Linked DNA regions of Homo sapiens: regions 2 and 3 are each linked to region 1. A link is a loop called in an ENCODE intact Hi-C map of the cell type or tissue named here. Cell type or tissue: IMR-90. All regions are shown on one strand. Links, peaks and the distances in the headings refer to the core of each region. The heading gives the core; the rest is flanking DNA.

What was found. A loop is a pair of places that touch in the nucleus more often than their neighbours do. Peaks named below come from ENCODE experiments on the same cell type or tissue, not always from the same donor. Only the 100,000 strongest peaks of a DNase experiment are listed, where the experiment ranks them.
Region 2: it touches region 1 in a loop (9-fold over the local background); 9 of 110 quality-filtered maps call a loop at or near these places.
Region 3: it touches region 1 in a loop (2.7-fold over the local background); 16 of 110 quality-filtered maps call a loop at or near these places.

The regions. Positions count from the first base shown.
Region 1 is chr4:177,337,111-177,342,414 of GRCh38, forward strand. It overlaps NEIL3 (nei like DNA glycosylase 3), which reads left to right. Exons shown (of 10, transcript NM_018248.3): 5 at 2,673-2,747; 6 at 4,366-4,532. Among named protein-coding and RNA genes, the nearest start is that of NEIL3, 30 kb to the left of the region's middle. In IMR-90, for the core only: a CTCF peak has its summit at 2,852 (motif pointing left); no DNase peak of the experiment used is centred there; H3K27ac peaks cover 177 bases.
Region 2 is chr4:177,105,808-177,111,111 of GRCh38, forward strand. No RefSeq gene overlaps it. Among named protein-coding and RNA genes, the nearest start is that of NEIL3, 200 kb to the right of the region's middle. In IMR-90, for the core only: a CTCF peak has its summit at 3,093 (motif pointing right); a DNase peak (open chromatin) is centred at 3,094.
Region 3 is chr4:177,044,423-177,049,726 of GRCh38, forward strand. No RefSeq gene overlaps it. Among named protein-coding and RNA genes, the nearest start is that of LINC02509, 170 kb to the left of the region's middle. In IMR-90, for the core only: a CTCF peak has its summit at 3,120 (motif pointing left); a DNase peak (open chromatin) is centred at 3,099.

The DNA.
Region 1 (5,304 bases), core at 42-5,041:
TAAAGGGCAGAGGTTAAAATTGTAGAAAAGGGAATGGTGATGAATATAGCAATGTTCTAAGAGGGTAAGAGAGGTGAGAACCCTAACCCAGGTAGAATACATACATTTTAGTTTCTAGGGAAGACCTCTACATTAGGGCTTTTATCAAGACCTGTTGCCACTAACTAAATTAATTTTTAGCTCTTTTAGCTGAATTATTTTTTACATAATTGACTCTATTAACTAAATTATCTTTTACATAAACCCAGGTTATTTTTTTACTTTGTGTAGATACTTACTAGATAGTTTTAGTAATACCCAAATCAGTAGGAATGAAGCTTTAAAAGAAGCCAGTTAATGATAGGTCTAGATTAGATTCTGCTTTTTGATACTTGGAACACGTGAGTTCAGTATGGAAATAATGAAACAGAACTTTAACAAGAGTGAGCTTTTTAAAAATCACTTAGACCTCTACGAAAGTTGTTTTTGAAAAAAAGAGAACCCAGGGTATTGTTGTTATCTGTGATGCACTGAGAATTTACTTTTTATCTCTGCATCCAGCCATCCATCCATCTAGGAAATGATCATTTACCCATAATGCCTGGGGGTTTAAAAATTAATGACATTGGCCAGGCACGGTGGTTCATGCCTGTAATCCCAGCACTTTGGGAGGCTGACGCGGGCAGATCACGAGGTCAAGAGGTGAGACCATCCTGGCCAACGTGGTGAAACCATCCTGGCCAACATGGTGAAACCCTGTCTCTACTAAAAACACAAAAATGAGGTGGGCGTAGTGGCACATGCCTGTAGTCCCAGCTACTGGAGAGGCTGAGGCAGGACAATCGCTTAAGCCCGGGAGGCGGAGGTTGCAGTGAGCAGAGATCACGCCACTGCACTGCAGTCTGGCAACAGAGCGAGACTCTGTCTCTCTCTCTCACACACACACACACACACACACACATTTCTGAAATTTAGCTCTTAGCTTCTTAAAAGCACGTGCACAATTACTGAAAAAGTACAGTTTAACTTTTCAAGATGTGACTTAATATAGTATGTAAGATTTGGAAAGTAATAAATATTTTGGATGTATGTAAGTTTTAAAGTTTAAGTGAACAATTGAATATGTATAATACTTTCAGGATGACTATGTTGATTAGATTTTCACTTCTATAGTCACTGATAAGTGATTTTCTTTGTACATGTATGTGTCTGTTTATATGCAGCTTCCCTCAGTATACACAGGGGATCAGTTGCAGTACTCCTGCCTATACCAAGTCCATACATACTGAAGTCCTGCAGTTGGCCCTAGGGACACTGCTACACAAAAAGTCAGCCCTACACACATGCAGGCTTCACATCTCACAAATACTATATTTTTCATTCATGTTTGATTGAAAAAAATCTACATGTACGTGGACCTGCTCAGTTCAAACCTGTGTCGTTGAAGGGTCAGCTGTACATATAGATATTCACACACAGGCAACAAGCATGAGGCATCAGAGGGTTTCTTTTGGGATTACCATTGACGGCACATGTGCCAAATAATAATTCTGCAAGGGTAACACTGAGATTTATGTTAGGCTGTGTCAGAAAAAAATTCTTCAGTAAGGTCTGTGTCTGAGCTCTTCCATGTGTTAATAAGTACTTTGATATTAATGCATGTATAGAAATGCATATCTTTTCTAAAGCTCGATAGTGACCTTGGTGGTCATCTACTCCTGTGCCTATTTTCCCTTCCCTTCTTTCTGTTTTATATTGTTCTTGGTAATTTTTTTTTTTGAGTCCAGCAAGACTTCTCAAGGTGTCTGATAGACAATGCTGAGACTTTGAAGATGTCTAATACAGAATAAATATTCAATAAATGCTTGAATTTACAATTAAAATGTATAAATAGGAATCATATTTTGTCAGTAATATTATCAGTTCAAAATATAACTACTGTTAATGGTACTAAATAGATCCGTAAGAAATAGAGCTCTAGAAGATATTCATATACGATTGACTCTTGAACAACACAGGAATTGGGGTGCTAACCCCTCCCATTGAAAATCTATATACAATTTTTGACTCTTCAAAAACGTAACTACTAATAGCCTACTGTTGATCAGAAGCCTTACTGATAACATAGTTCACACATATTCTGTATGTTTTATGTGTTACATATGTATTATTACAATAAAGTAAGCTTGAGAAAAGAAATTGTTATTAAGAATATGGTAAGAGCCAGGTGTGATGGTCTGCGCCTGTAATCCCAGCTACCTGGGAGGCTGAGGCGGAAGGATGGCTGAGCCCAGGAGTTTGAAGCTGCAGTGAGCTATGATGATGCTGCTGCACTCCAGCCTGGGCAATAGAGTGAGACCCTGTCTCTAAAAAAACAGAAGAATATCATAAGGATTATATTTACTACTCATTAAGTGGAAGTCGGTCATCATAAAGTTATTGCTCCTCATCATCATTACATTGAATAGATTGAGGAGGAAGAGGAGGGGTTGGTCTTGCTGTCTCAGGGATGGCAGAGGCAGAAAAAAATCTGCGTATAAGTGGACCCTCCCAGTTCAAACCCATGTTGTTCAAAGGTCAGCTGTATTCAAAATCTATTTACAGTTCTCTTTCACAGAATTGGCAAGGCGTATTATTTCTTACAGTAATGAGCAAGTCATGAAACTAGGCTCTGCTGTTTTTTCCACTTCAAGGTTTGTCAATTAACAGATGAACAGATCCATCACCTCATGAAAATGATACGTGATTTCAGCATTCTCTTTTACAGGGTAAGAGCAAAATTTTTCAACTGTGTAAAATGTAAAATGTCAGTGGTTTCCTTTTGGAGTGCACCAAAAAATGTGAAAGCTGTATATAGCCATCTAGTGGAAAGAGCATGGAGGTACATTAAGGGAGAGTGACATTATGTGGGTGTAATTAACATCTTGAAATTCTAGGTCATAGGTCAGTTCAAACTCGTCTAACTATAACCATATTCAATTATCTTTATACCAAGTTAGGAGCAGCCATGTTGGCATTTCACAGACTCTTTTTCTATTTTTGGATACATAAAATATAGAAAGTCTAGAGAGGCTGACCTACAGTAACACTTTCAGATAACCTTAGTTCCATCAGGCTTTGCCACTGACTATAGACCTTGGTTCAATCAAGCTTTGCCACTTACTACTATCTGTGTGGTTTAGATTCTTTGGATAACTTTATTTAAGTTTAGTTTCTTCATCTGTAAAATGGGATAATAATGTTTCTCTGTCTACCACAGTTTTGAGAAGGAAGGACTTGCTGACTTGTAAATGTGGAAAGTTATATACTATATGCATATATAGAATTCAATAAACACATCTTTTAAACAAAGTAATGCAAATATGTATTTTCTTTCTTCACAGTCCATTTTCTGTATCCAAAATTTTCATTTTTACTATGTTCAGAAAGTCAGGTATTGTAGTATTCTTTATTAATTGGCCTAAAATGTGAATGAACCTCTTGCTCTGCAGATCGGTCTTGAGTAACTATGGCTATTTTTAAATTGCATTTGCTTACTTCTTCCTCCAGAAAAAGATGACCATAGAAAACTGCCCATTTCCACCCAGATTAAATTGGGTCTTTCAATACTTTCCTTAAATTAATATAAATTGTGTAATTTTCAGCTCATACGTGGTGAGCCATATTTCTGGGCTTTTAAATTTTCACAGTGCTGATGGAAACTCAAGATATTTTCTTTGTAGGAGCCTTAAATATTTGTGAGTGGAATAAAACTGACCAAATATATCAAAATATCTTTTGAAGTAGAATTTATACCAAAATGGAATATATTCTCTGCTAGGATGGTATTTGAATGTTTATTTTCTTTCTTTCTTTTTTTATTAATGAATCTCTAAGGTTAAAAAGGAAAAAAAAATCCTTTTTCAGGTCAACAAAGAAAATGCTCTTATTAAATTTTGTCCCCTAGAATTAAGTTTTTTGGTTGTTGAAACTGAGTGAGCAGTTTCAGTCTTCTAAAAATAATCAGATTTCAAGCTAATCTAGCCTTTTTCTTTTAACTATATAATTATGGTTAATTTAAAAAGCCTTAAAAGTGTAAAAGACATTTTTAAATATAGAACTTTTACATGTCATTTAGATAAGAGGATAAAGCTATGCAAAGAGCAATTTTGAATACTAATGTCATTAAATAATGACTTATTTCACACAAATTTTATTTGACAAATATTACCAAATCTTGTCAATACCTTTTTCTCTGATGAAAGAAAAGATTATATTGACATATGTACAAACATATGTAAATTTTTAGCAGATGATTTTCAGAGGTGACTTTCGAGAATGTGTCTTTGGCTCCTTGGCAGCACTGTTTTGTGGATAACAGAATTTTTTGGTTTTTTTTTTTTTTAGTGCCGTAAAGCAGGACTTGCTCTCTCTAAACACTATAAGGTTTACAAGCGTCCTAATTGTGGTCAGTGCCACTGCAGAATAACTGTGTGCCGCTTTGGGGACAATAACAGAATGACATATTTCTGTCCTCACTGTCAAAAAGAAAATCCTCAACATGTTGACATATGGTAAGATATTGAATTTAAAGGGATACCATTTGCCCTAACCATCTAACTAAAAGGCTAATAATCTGAGAATATAACTGAATAACTGTCAGGCTATTCAGAAGAGAACGTGACTCAAAAGTATTTTAGTCCTTGAAAGGAAATAGTAAATAATGTCACCAAAGAACCTGAGGGAGCCAAAGATGATTTATGGACCAGTTCTGAATTTAGGTGGAAAATCTCTGGCTCAGGGAATAATATCTAGCCTTTACCTTTAACCTAGTTTGTAAAGTGAGTACCAGGAGATGTCAATAATTGGAAAAAAATGCAACTACCTTCAAAAGTCTCTGCTTCACTTAGAAATAATATTATAAAACAAAAGCAAGATCTTTTTACAGATTGTATGTCTAGTTGGTGAAATAATAGACCACTTACTAAACCCACGTGTAGTAGTTCTGCCAGTTGCTGAGTATGTCTCTTCCAATGATACATTCCAGAACTGGAGAAATAACCGCAGGATAGGTTTGAGGACTTACTGTGAGAAGTATTTGGGCTAAAACTCCATTGATCACCTGACCAGACTGGTGGTGGATCACAGTGATATTTTTGTCTCCTGGAATTAGTGTCAGTTCAGAGCCAGTGTCCAATAATCCTTGAAAAGTCTGATTATTTTCTTTTCCCCAATGTACAGTTACCTTGGTAACAGGCCATAGGACCTTTTGGGGGAAATCTAAGAGAAAGATTATGCAGTAGAAAGCAGCTGCATAGCAGTATATGTGATTATAAGATTATGTAG
Region 2 (5,304 bases), core at 182-5,181, 230 kb before region 1:
GTGACTGGCTTTGTTTAGCAATGACTTCACATAACTGGGCCTTTTATCAGGCATTTTTATATACCGGCACTATTCATGTTATTATCAAAGACTGAAAAACAACATTTTTTGTAAAAGCTGAGCAAAACACCAAAGAGTATGATGGCAACAATAATATATTTATCATGAGATGCTGGTAAGAAGAGTTAAACAAACCGAAAAATAAATGATCTAGCAACCAGAGGCTGGAGTGAGGGTGGACAGGGAAAGGGGAAATGTTGGTCAAAGGGTGCCAAGTTTCAGTGAGATGGGAGGAACAGGCTCTGGTGATCTATTGCACAGAATGGTGACTCTAGCTAATAATAATGTATTGTATATTTCAAAACAGATAAAAGAAAGGATTTTAAGTTTCTCACCACAAACGAATGATAACTGTTTGAGGTGATGGATATGTTAATTAGCCTGATTTGATCATTTCACAATACATGTATACATGACATTGTACCCCATAAATATATTCAATTATTATTTGTCAATCAAAAATAAAATAAAACTTAAAAATAAAATTCTCATCCTAAAAAGAATTTAAAGGCTAAACATGAGCTTTCAAAGAACATTTTTGGAAAGTACGTGTGAATAAATATTTTCAGGGCTAGTTTCTTTTCATTAGTACATGTTAAGCATTTCTCTTCTACAATGTGTTTAATATCTACACATTATTATATCACAATTATGAGCCATAATTTTTATATCCATCTGCCACTGATATTTTATTTTCAGTATTCTACCTTTAATCATGAACCTTACTTTTTGTATGCACTTCTGATTATTTCCATGGAACACATTCACTGAGTTATAATTGTTGGGTCACAGGGAACTGCTCTGTCATTTGAAATCTGGGAAGCAGGAACCATATTGTAATGCGCCTCATTTATAAACAGGACCACCATGCCATCTGCAGATGGCACTATGTGAGCACCTGACTAAGGTGGGCCAGGTGCTCTTCATGGTTTTTAACTTTGAGGCTAAAAAGCTGGTTTTATGGGCCTTCCTAATCATATTCATCTTTTAGTACTTGACCCCTTCCTCTGGCTTCTTAAGAAGTTAATGAATTTAAAAATCAATACTAAAAATGTTTAAGGTCATAAATATCTTCTACTTGCTTTACAAAGGAAGAAAAAACACCCTGGCCTCACGAAGCCTTTAGTCCTGCTTAAATTCATTCACACTTTGTAGGATTATTTCATATTCTTGAGGTGGGATATTGAATTATTAATTTAGCAATTTGTGTTTTCAGGTCATGAATTATGTTAATTTCCATTTCAGTGAATGTTAGAGTATTTGACCAGATTGTGATGTTGCCTACTTTGTATAAAATATTCTTTTCCATGAATACATTGAGAAATTAATTAGAACATAGATTGTTTGGCTCAACAAATCAGAATTAAGTGAAGGGTAAAAAAATGGGTTTTTATTTCTAGATTACAGAATAAATACCTATATTTACCTTACTTTCCTCCTGAAAACATACTAAGTTGGCTATTAAAAATATACAAATGCGTAAGAAAAAATAGGTAGTGATACCACGGTAGTCCACTCATTTTCTTCTCTAAAATCAGCACACTCATCCGAAACTGTCACAGATACCTGCTGCTCATTGGCTCATAGCCATGTCTATCACAAGGAAGCAGATTCTCAAATAAGATTGTGGCTATAAATCAATGAACAGCAGTCTGGCAATAAGAATTCTGTGACCAGTGGTGAATGGGGAATAGATGGCCCATGACATGCAATAATAACACAATTGTTAAAACTTTCATCATCAGTTAGTCAGGATGGGTAATGGTGGAAAGGAAGTACATGAGTTTATGCAATATTTTTCTTGAAAAGTATGAGGGAATATATTATTGAATTGGGTGGCTGTGACTAAGTGCCATAAATTCAATGAAGAGAGCCAATGACAGGCCCAGAATGATTAATCAGCAATTAAGGGCAAAATCTGAAAGCCAAAGGAGTTCCTTGGCAGCATTTAGTAAAACTCTAATCTCCTATAAATGGAGAGAAGACAGAAAGGAGGAATGAGCTCACGACTAAATCATAAGAGTAGAGGAGATTCAGACAATGTTAAAGGCTGCAATTTTTACAACAAGGTCAGATATTTGAAAGGACTCACAAGATTCCATGGAGCACATTCATGTAAGACTTTTAATACAGGCAAATGATACAGTGCGTTAGGAGAAAGAGAATGTAAAAAAGCATCAATATCTGAAAGTCTTCCAGGCATAGCTACCTAGGGCCCTTATTCACAGAAGGGTGTGCTTTGTCTTTGGACTGAACCTCCAAGGTTTATTGCAAGTAAATTTGGTTTGGAAAGACCTTCGTAAGAGTTTCCAGCAGAGTTCTGTATTCCCCTAAATTCACCTAGCTAAATTTGGCTGCAGAACCAGTGATGCTACATATAAGGTATCAATAAACAACCCAGCCTGGGTACCACTTGCGGTATTCTAAATTTTAAACTAAATGTTATAAATTATGAGTTAGCCCACTACCCTTATATGGCAATGAGTCAGATACTTCCATGTGCCTCTGGAGATAAGCACAGAACGGTCATAGTTCATCTGTAAAATTATTCTATGCTACAAAATACGTAGCTCCAGTGAGTTTCCTAGGCCAAATTCAGATTTCTAACAAGAAAGAAATGAGACACTGACACTTGGAGGTGAAAATCTGGGTAGATTCATTTGAAACCCTGGAACTCCAGATGCCCCTAGTTCAACTGGTCTGGCAGTGGCCTACTTCTTCTTAGAAAATAGTAGCCACCTCCAGCCTAAAGATCATGGAGAGGTCTTCATGAAGCAGATGCCTTATGAGACAAAGTCCCTTTTCCTGGAGTCAACCCTCTTCTTCCTTCCTGACAACCAGATCAATAATAAGAGTCAAATACCAGCACAGCCCAACTGGGGAATAAGACTGGCAGAGGTAGGATAGTATCACTCTCGGGAACAATATCCCAAGGAAGATATATTTAAAGGAGGAATGCAGAACATAAAGTTGAGAAAATGAGAGTCTGTCATTATGGGAGCCCTCTGCTAGCATACATGATTTAGCCCTCTGACAGTCCAGGAGATGGTGCTAACACACTATTTAGATGGCTCATGGAAGCTTGAAATAAGTTACAGCCTATACAGTTAGTCAAATAAAAATGCCAAAATTGATAGGAAAGGTATAATTGAAAGGGATCAGAAGGCTCAAGTAGGCACTCTGATAAACCATACAAGGCTGGAAAACCCACCAGCCATCTGTTTCTTACAAGACATGAAAGACACTCCATTTACCAAAGAAGAGTGTCCTAATGAAAGGGGTACTAACATTGTTCAGAAGACAGTGATGGCTGTCTTCTGCAGGCTAAAGCTGACAAAAAGAGGTGCTACAACAGAACTGAATTGCAAAAAAACAATGGAGATTGCAGGACAATGGAATGATAAAGGTCCAACACTTAACCATCAGTGGCAAGACTAACGCAATCTTCACAACAGCAGAAAAACCTGAATGGCAGGCCCATCAGAGGGCCATGGAGATGGTTAATAGGACAGAGTGTTCCTACAGGCAAGAGGGAGGAAAACCAATGAGTGTTTTAAATTTAAAGAATCAGAAGAAATCCCAAATGGATAAACAAGAGGGTGTGGACACTCACCACAATAAACGTCATGATCCCACCCCAATTTCCTAAACTAGCTCTCAGACCTGAAACCCAACCACTGAAGAAACAGTTTCGTTCCTATAAAGAAGGACCCTGAAATGCCAAAGCAAGTGTATTCAGTAGTAAACTACCTAGTCCATCCCCAAAGGAATACACAGCCATTTTCTTTGGTAACAGTGAACTGGAAAAGGGGAAATAACTAGGTTTTTTTTTTTTTTTTTTTTTTTTGAGGATGCTTGGACACAGGATCTGAGTTGGCACAGATATTCAGGGTTCCAAAGTGATAATATGCAGAATGTGGGGACTAGAAAACAAATGGAGTCTTCACCTAGATCCAGGTACCAGTGAAGCTACTAGGTCCATTATTCCACCTGATGAACACTTCTCTAGCATTCTAATGTATAATTAGCATAAACACACATGGCAGTTGATGGGACCTTCATCTAAAGTTCTTGACCTATAAGACAGAGGTAGTTTCAGTTTTCAAATTCAGTTTTCAATTGAAGACTGAAACTACCTCTGTCTTGAGCCAAGAGATTAAAAAACAAACAAACAAAGCAAAACAAAGTAGAGTACATGCCAGAGGGAACGGCAGAGATTACTGTCACCCTCAGTAACTAAAAAAATGCAGGGGTGGCCACTATAATATCCCACCTAATTTATCAGTCTGACCCTGAAAAATATAAATATTTTTTAAAAAGGGATCATTCTTTCTTTTAAAAATATCTACAAAAACCTATAACTTCTAGCTATGGACACTGATGGCCATCCTCCCCATTCTGGTATTTAGGGGCTTTCTGCCTGAGGGCAGTTTCCCATCCACTGGCCACAAAATGAAATCTAACACTTTACAGCACCCATACATAGAGGTTCTATTTAGGCTTCCCACTCCCTGCAGGTGTCTATTGAGGAAATAGGTCCAGCTATGAAATAACACAGATAAACCAAGTCAGGTCCTCTTAATTGTCAAAAAAGTTCTTCATTCTTAAATATTACAGAAAAAAAACATTCTCACCAGTCATAGAAGAAATCCAACTGCAAGAAGAAGACCAATATAAATAAATAATGCTAACTAGCCCTAAAGAAAAAAATAAAGATTCATGAAACATATAAAATATATAAAATAATCTTACCAGTATCTTCAGAAAGTTTGGAGAAAATATTGAATTCCCAGGATGCTGTGAAAACAGTCATTAGAGAATGTGTTAGACAGAGAATGCTGTAGATAATTATGACCTTCTTTTTTGTTTTTTTGTTTTTGAGATGGAGTCTCACTCTGTCACCAAGGCCACAGTGCAGTGGTGCAATCTTGGCTCACTGCAACGTCTGCCTTTTGGGTTCAAGCAAATCTCCTGCCTCCCGAGTAGCTGGGATTCCAGGCACGTGCCACCATGCCCAGCTAATTTTTGCATTTTTAGTAGAGACAGGGTTTTGCCATGTTGGCCAGGCTGGTCTCCAACTCCTGACCTCAGGTGATCCACTGCCTCGGCCTCCCAAAGTGCTAGGATTACAGATGTGAGCCACCACGCCTGGCTGATAATTGACTTTCAGTGTCTATCTTCCATATCTTTAGTAACAAAAACTTGATTTTTAGATTAACACGCTTCTTCACAGCTAAACTATTA
Region 3 (5,304 bases), core at 182-5,181, 290 kb before region 1:
CACTAAAAGAACCACGATTTGCTCAGGGAGTCTAATATGTTCAAAAAGCTGCTTCCTGCCCATTTCCCTGCAATCTCTGTGGCCTGTGAGAGGTGAAGTCTACAGAGTGAAACTGCAAAGAGTAAGAAGAGGCAGATTCCACTCCACATGCTTGTTTCCTTTGCTCTCAGCTCTTCTTCCTGTCTGGAATGCAGACGTGTTGCCTGGAGACACAGCAGCCACCTTAAGGACCATAGAAACAAAAAGCCAAATGCCAAGGATGGTGCAAAAAGAAGAAAAGGGAAACTGAGTCCCTGAGACCTTAATGCAACTACTGATTTGTGTCAGTAAAATAAACCTTTGTTTACATCCTGGCAATTGGCTCCTTTAACATTCAGCTGAAAGCAGTCATAAGTAAACCAGCAGTTTTCCTTGTCACTTGACAGAGCCCTCTGGTATTCTTTTTTATTTTCCTTTTTTGTTGAAATAGTAAAATGAGTATTCTTTATAGGAACAAATAAATATCCATCTTGATCTTCCAAGCTGGCTTTCCTAGGCAGAGCTTTGTGAGGGAAATTTTCACGGTGATATCCTCAGTCTTCTGTGAAGGTGGGATAATATATCTCCAAAAGAATTTGTAGTAATGTTTGGCTCTCTCTCTCTGTCCACTTACAGTTTTCCAGCCATGAAGACAGAATCAAAGTAATTTGATTTATTCAGGGAAATAGACTCTCTCATTTCCATAGAATAATAGTGAAGAAAATAAAAGAAGATAAGACTTAACTCATCAATTAACTTTGACATTGTTCACTTGCCTGAACACGCCGTCTGTGTCAGGGAACTTATCTTATCCTTGTTGTGTTATAAACCTTTCGTGAAGCCTTTGGCTCCTCACCTACCTCATCCCAGCACAAAACAGTATGTTCTTCGCTCACTCATTTATTTACTCTTTCAATAAACACTAAGTGCCTATACTAATTGCTAGCATTGTACTGCTCGTTAGATATTAAAGACAAACAAAATTCCATCCTTGACTTCAAAGAAGGTGCAGCATGCCAGGACGGGGGACATTTAACGACCAACAGCAAATGTCTTGGTGCTGTGAGTCGGGCCTCCACAGTGCAGTGGGGCAGCGTGGAGAAGTGGGTAGTTCTACTCTGAGATTAACAAAGTGTCCATAAAAGATGGAGTGCTTGAGCAAATATTGAGTAGATGCTGATACTCAACAAGGGAACAAGGGAAGTATCCATGCCAGGCACAGAAAGCAGTATCATCAAAGGCACATGGTAGAAAATGGAATATGGTACATGAGCTTGCAAAAAATTATGCAAAGAGAAGGTCAGAAGCTGAGGCATAGATAGACATGAGGAACTATGGCCATATAGAAAAGGGTGATATAGGCCAGGCACGGTGGCTCAGGCCTGTAATCCCAGCACTTTAAGAGGCCAAGACAGGCGGATCATCCGAGGTCAGGAGTTCAAGATCAGCCTGACCAACATGGAGAAACCCTGTCTCTACTAAAAATACAAAAAATTAGGCAGGCATGGTGGTGCACGCCTGTAATTCCAGCTACTCGGGAGGCTGAGGCAGGAGAATCGCTTGAACTCGGGAGGCGGAGGTTGCGGTGAACCGAGATCGTGCCACTGCGCTCCAGCCTGGGCAACAAGAGTGAAACTCTGCCTAAAAAAAAGAAAAGAAAAGAAAAGGGCGATATAATCAAATATGAATCTGGGTTTTAGAAAGATCATTCTAGAGGCATTAAGATATCTCACCAGACTCAGAGAAATGATTGATTTTTGCCCTCCACATTTAAGATGAGATTCTTAATGTCCTAGGGTAGTAGTTATGCCTCTGAGATGACAATGAAGAACAAATGTTTAAAATACAAAGAACACAAATAAGGAAGCCTTGGTGATTGGAGATGGGAAATAAGAAAAAGGCCATTCCAAAGATTATCTAAATTTCCTTTTTGGGTGACTAGGCAAATCAGGATTCCATTTTCTGACACAGGAAATAGATTAAAAAGAAGAAGGTTTGAGGAAGAAAGATTTTCAATCTGGCTTTAGACTGAGCATCAGTGTGGTCTAGCAGAAATGTACATTTTGGAAGAAGACAGAGTTGAGTTCAAACCCCAGGTGTGCTGTGTATTAGATCTGTGGCCTTGGTTCTCTCCTTTATGTCCCTGAGCCATGATTCCATCTGTAAAATATGGATCACAATTTCTTCCTTGCAGAATTGTTCTGTCTTACAATATGTACAAGATGCTTATTGGTGTCTCGTGAAATGGTGACTGCTACCATTCCAAACCTGGCAGGGGTACCTGTGTGAAATCCAGGTGAGATTCTCCACTGGCTGCTGCAGAGCTGAGATTCATTGGACCTCGATGCATACATGCTCCTTTATTGAAGATGTCCAAAAATGTTGGTCACATTTCAGTTAATCTGATGATGAGAGGGATGCAGTGAACCACAGAAAAGGATGAATATCTTCAATAAGGATGAGAAGAAAGGAAATATCTTTCTATCAATTGCTTTTTGCCAGGAAAATTTACACAAATATGTCATTTCAATCCTTTCAAACCCAGGGAAGTATATGATTTTATCTCAAATTTAACTAATAAGGAAACTGAAATTCAGGAATATTAAGTGGCTTTCCCAAGGCCACACAGCCAGTAAGTCCCTATTAGGAATTGGGCCTTGATAGGCAGCAAAGCCAAGGTGATGTCACTACACGAGAGTTTGTGTGTTTCTTCCATGCTGTAGTCTTCCTTTCCCCAGGTAGATAGAGAAAGGGTCAAATCGCACAATGCTTTGGTTGTGCGCAGGACCATAATGGCCCCGGGTGTACAGGCTGGCGACTTACTGATACAAGCCTGGGGACGGAGCTCACGGAAAGCTCAGCACTGAGTCACAGACATGACTTAGAAGTGCCAAACTTCATTTTAGAAGACCTGGGAGGGTCATATTTTTTTCTTGGAAAATAAATAAAGTAAGATTTAACAACACACTGTGTTTCCTTTATAAAATAACAAATGCCCTGCAAGAAATATGTATTATCTCTATCACTCGGGGGAATTCAACGTAGAATTTGTCCCTGAGCTTTAGCAAGGGCTGTGAGAGGGATGCACACTGCCCTCTGCTGGGGGGTGTGTATAAGCACACGGTGTACAGTGCAGTCTTCATCAAAGGAGCTGTATTTTGTATGTTACTTAGAAAAGTAACAAAGGGTGACAATGTGTATGAGCGACACAGTGTTTACAGATGCATCCCTGATGCATAGTGCATCCCCCTCACAGCTCATCTTAAAGCTCCAGGACAAATATATATACTGTGTGTGTGTGTGTGTATATATATATATATATATTTCCATATTTTCTCCTTATAATATCACAGATTGGCAAATGACAGCAATCTTTAGCTTTTGTTTAAAGATACAGAAAATCAAGATGGTCAATGAGACCTCCAAGGACATACAAATATTCACTCATCAGAGCAAGATGTAACTCACTTTAGCATTCTCTATAAAAGAGCAATTCATGATTATTAGAATGCACATGAATCACTTGGGAATTTGTTTAAAAAAAAAATGGGCCTCATTCCCAATGACTCTGACCTAGTTACTTGAGTGAAGCCCACGAATTTGCATTTTTAACAAATGGCCACATATTCTGAGGCAGGTCATTCACAGACCTTGTTCTGAATAAACACTGATCTACAATCCTCTTTATCTCCCAAAGTTTTTTATTAAAAGTTGACTTGCAGAAAACTTCAGATTTTAATTTTTCTTTCCATCTGTGTAACCCTAAACAATATTATTTACCCTCTTGTGTCCATCTCTTCATCTGTAAACACTATGTGTTGCTCATACAAATTCTTACCCTTTGTTACTTCTCTAAGTTTGTGAACAGAAATATGTAGCACTTATATATGGGTGCTCAGTTGATAATTCATTTCTCAAAGGCATTACTATTTTAAATTATAATAAAAAATAGGCAAACTGCCGGTCAGGTCCTATTTTCCACAGGACACATACAGGAAAATAAGTCTTAGAGACTTAGTAACAGCTGGTAAGGGCAAAACCTTGCTTAAACTTGGACTTTCTAACTCAAATCCAATTCTCACTTTGCTGCAGACTCTGTCATCGGAAGCTTTTCTCAAAATTCTTACCCATATGTTTTTAACTAAGAAATAAAGGCATACTGAGTTCTCTTAGTGCCCTAGGAAATGTTGGTCAAACTCAAGGGAAAACTCTGGAATATTTTCTCTGTTCTTCCTAGTAAACTACCTGACGTCTACTGGGTGCCCTATAGACATTGTCAGATTTATTGTGAGGCCATCTTGGGACTCACACTTTGACCAAAGTAAAACTGTTGCTCTAATTCTAATCAATCTCTCCCCAATATATAACTTGAGTGGGGATTCTCATGAGAGGATACATGTAAGAGTTTTCCTGGCTAGAAACATATTTGTTTTTAGTTTGATATAGAATCCCAGAGATTACATTTGACCAAAACATTTCCATGACCTTTTCCCTGCATCATAAATCACAAAAATGTAAAGATTATCCCTATATGATTTAATGCTATGATAAATTAAGTTTTAAAGTATTTTTATGGATAGAGAAGTATTTGCTAACAATTCTGTTCTATACTTTTTCTGTTGAGAAAACACACTTCCTAGCCCTTTTAACTTCTACATCTCTGAAAACCTCAGGAAGAAAGTGTGTTAGGGGATATGAATATAAGAGAACTGTGGCTGAATTTTAAGAATTTCATGATCTCAAGCTCCTTCTTGCACAATTGAAATAGAAAATAAAGGATGGCTTTAACAGGGAAGGTATATTTAGCTGTGATTTAAAAAACAAACGAATTAGATAAATTAGCAGTAGTTTGCCTGTTTGAAAAAGCAAGAATCTTTCCCAGGTTATTACTTTGGTTGTTACTTTTTCTCTTCAATAAGAGAGTAGACCAAATAAAAGTTTAATCTAAAAGTTACCAGTTCAGTCTAAACAAGGAGAGCAAGAAACTACATTCAAGCACAAACTTAACATTAGATAATTACATTTCTTAAATCAAACTTTTGGCCAAAATGGAACTGTAGGCAAGCTTCTATTCCAAAAACCATCCAAAACAATTCAAAATGCTCTAAGAATGTAACAAGACACAGCAACAAGACAAATGATAGAAAGCATTTAAAAAAAAAAAAAAGTCCTCAAATTATAGTGTAAAATTCAGAATAAAAGAGTTGCCTCACTTAGAAAGCTTTTTTTAAAAACTCATATAAACACACACACACACAGATACACAATCCATATCATCTACAGGAC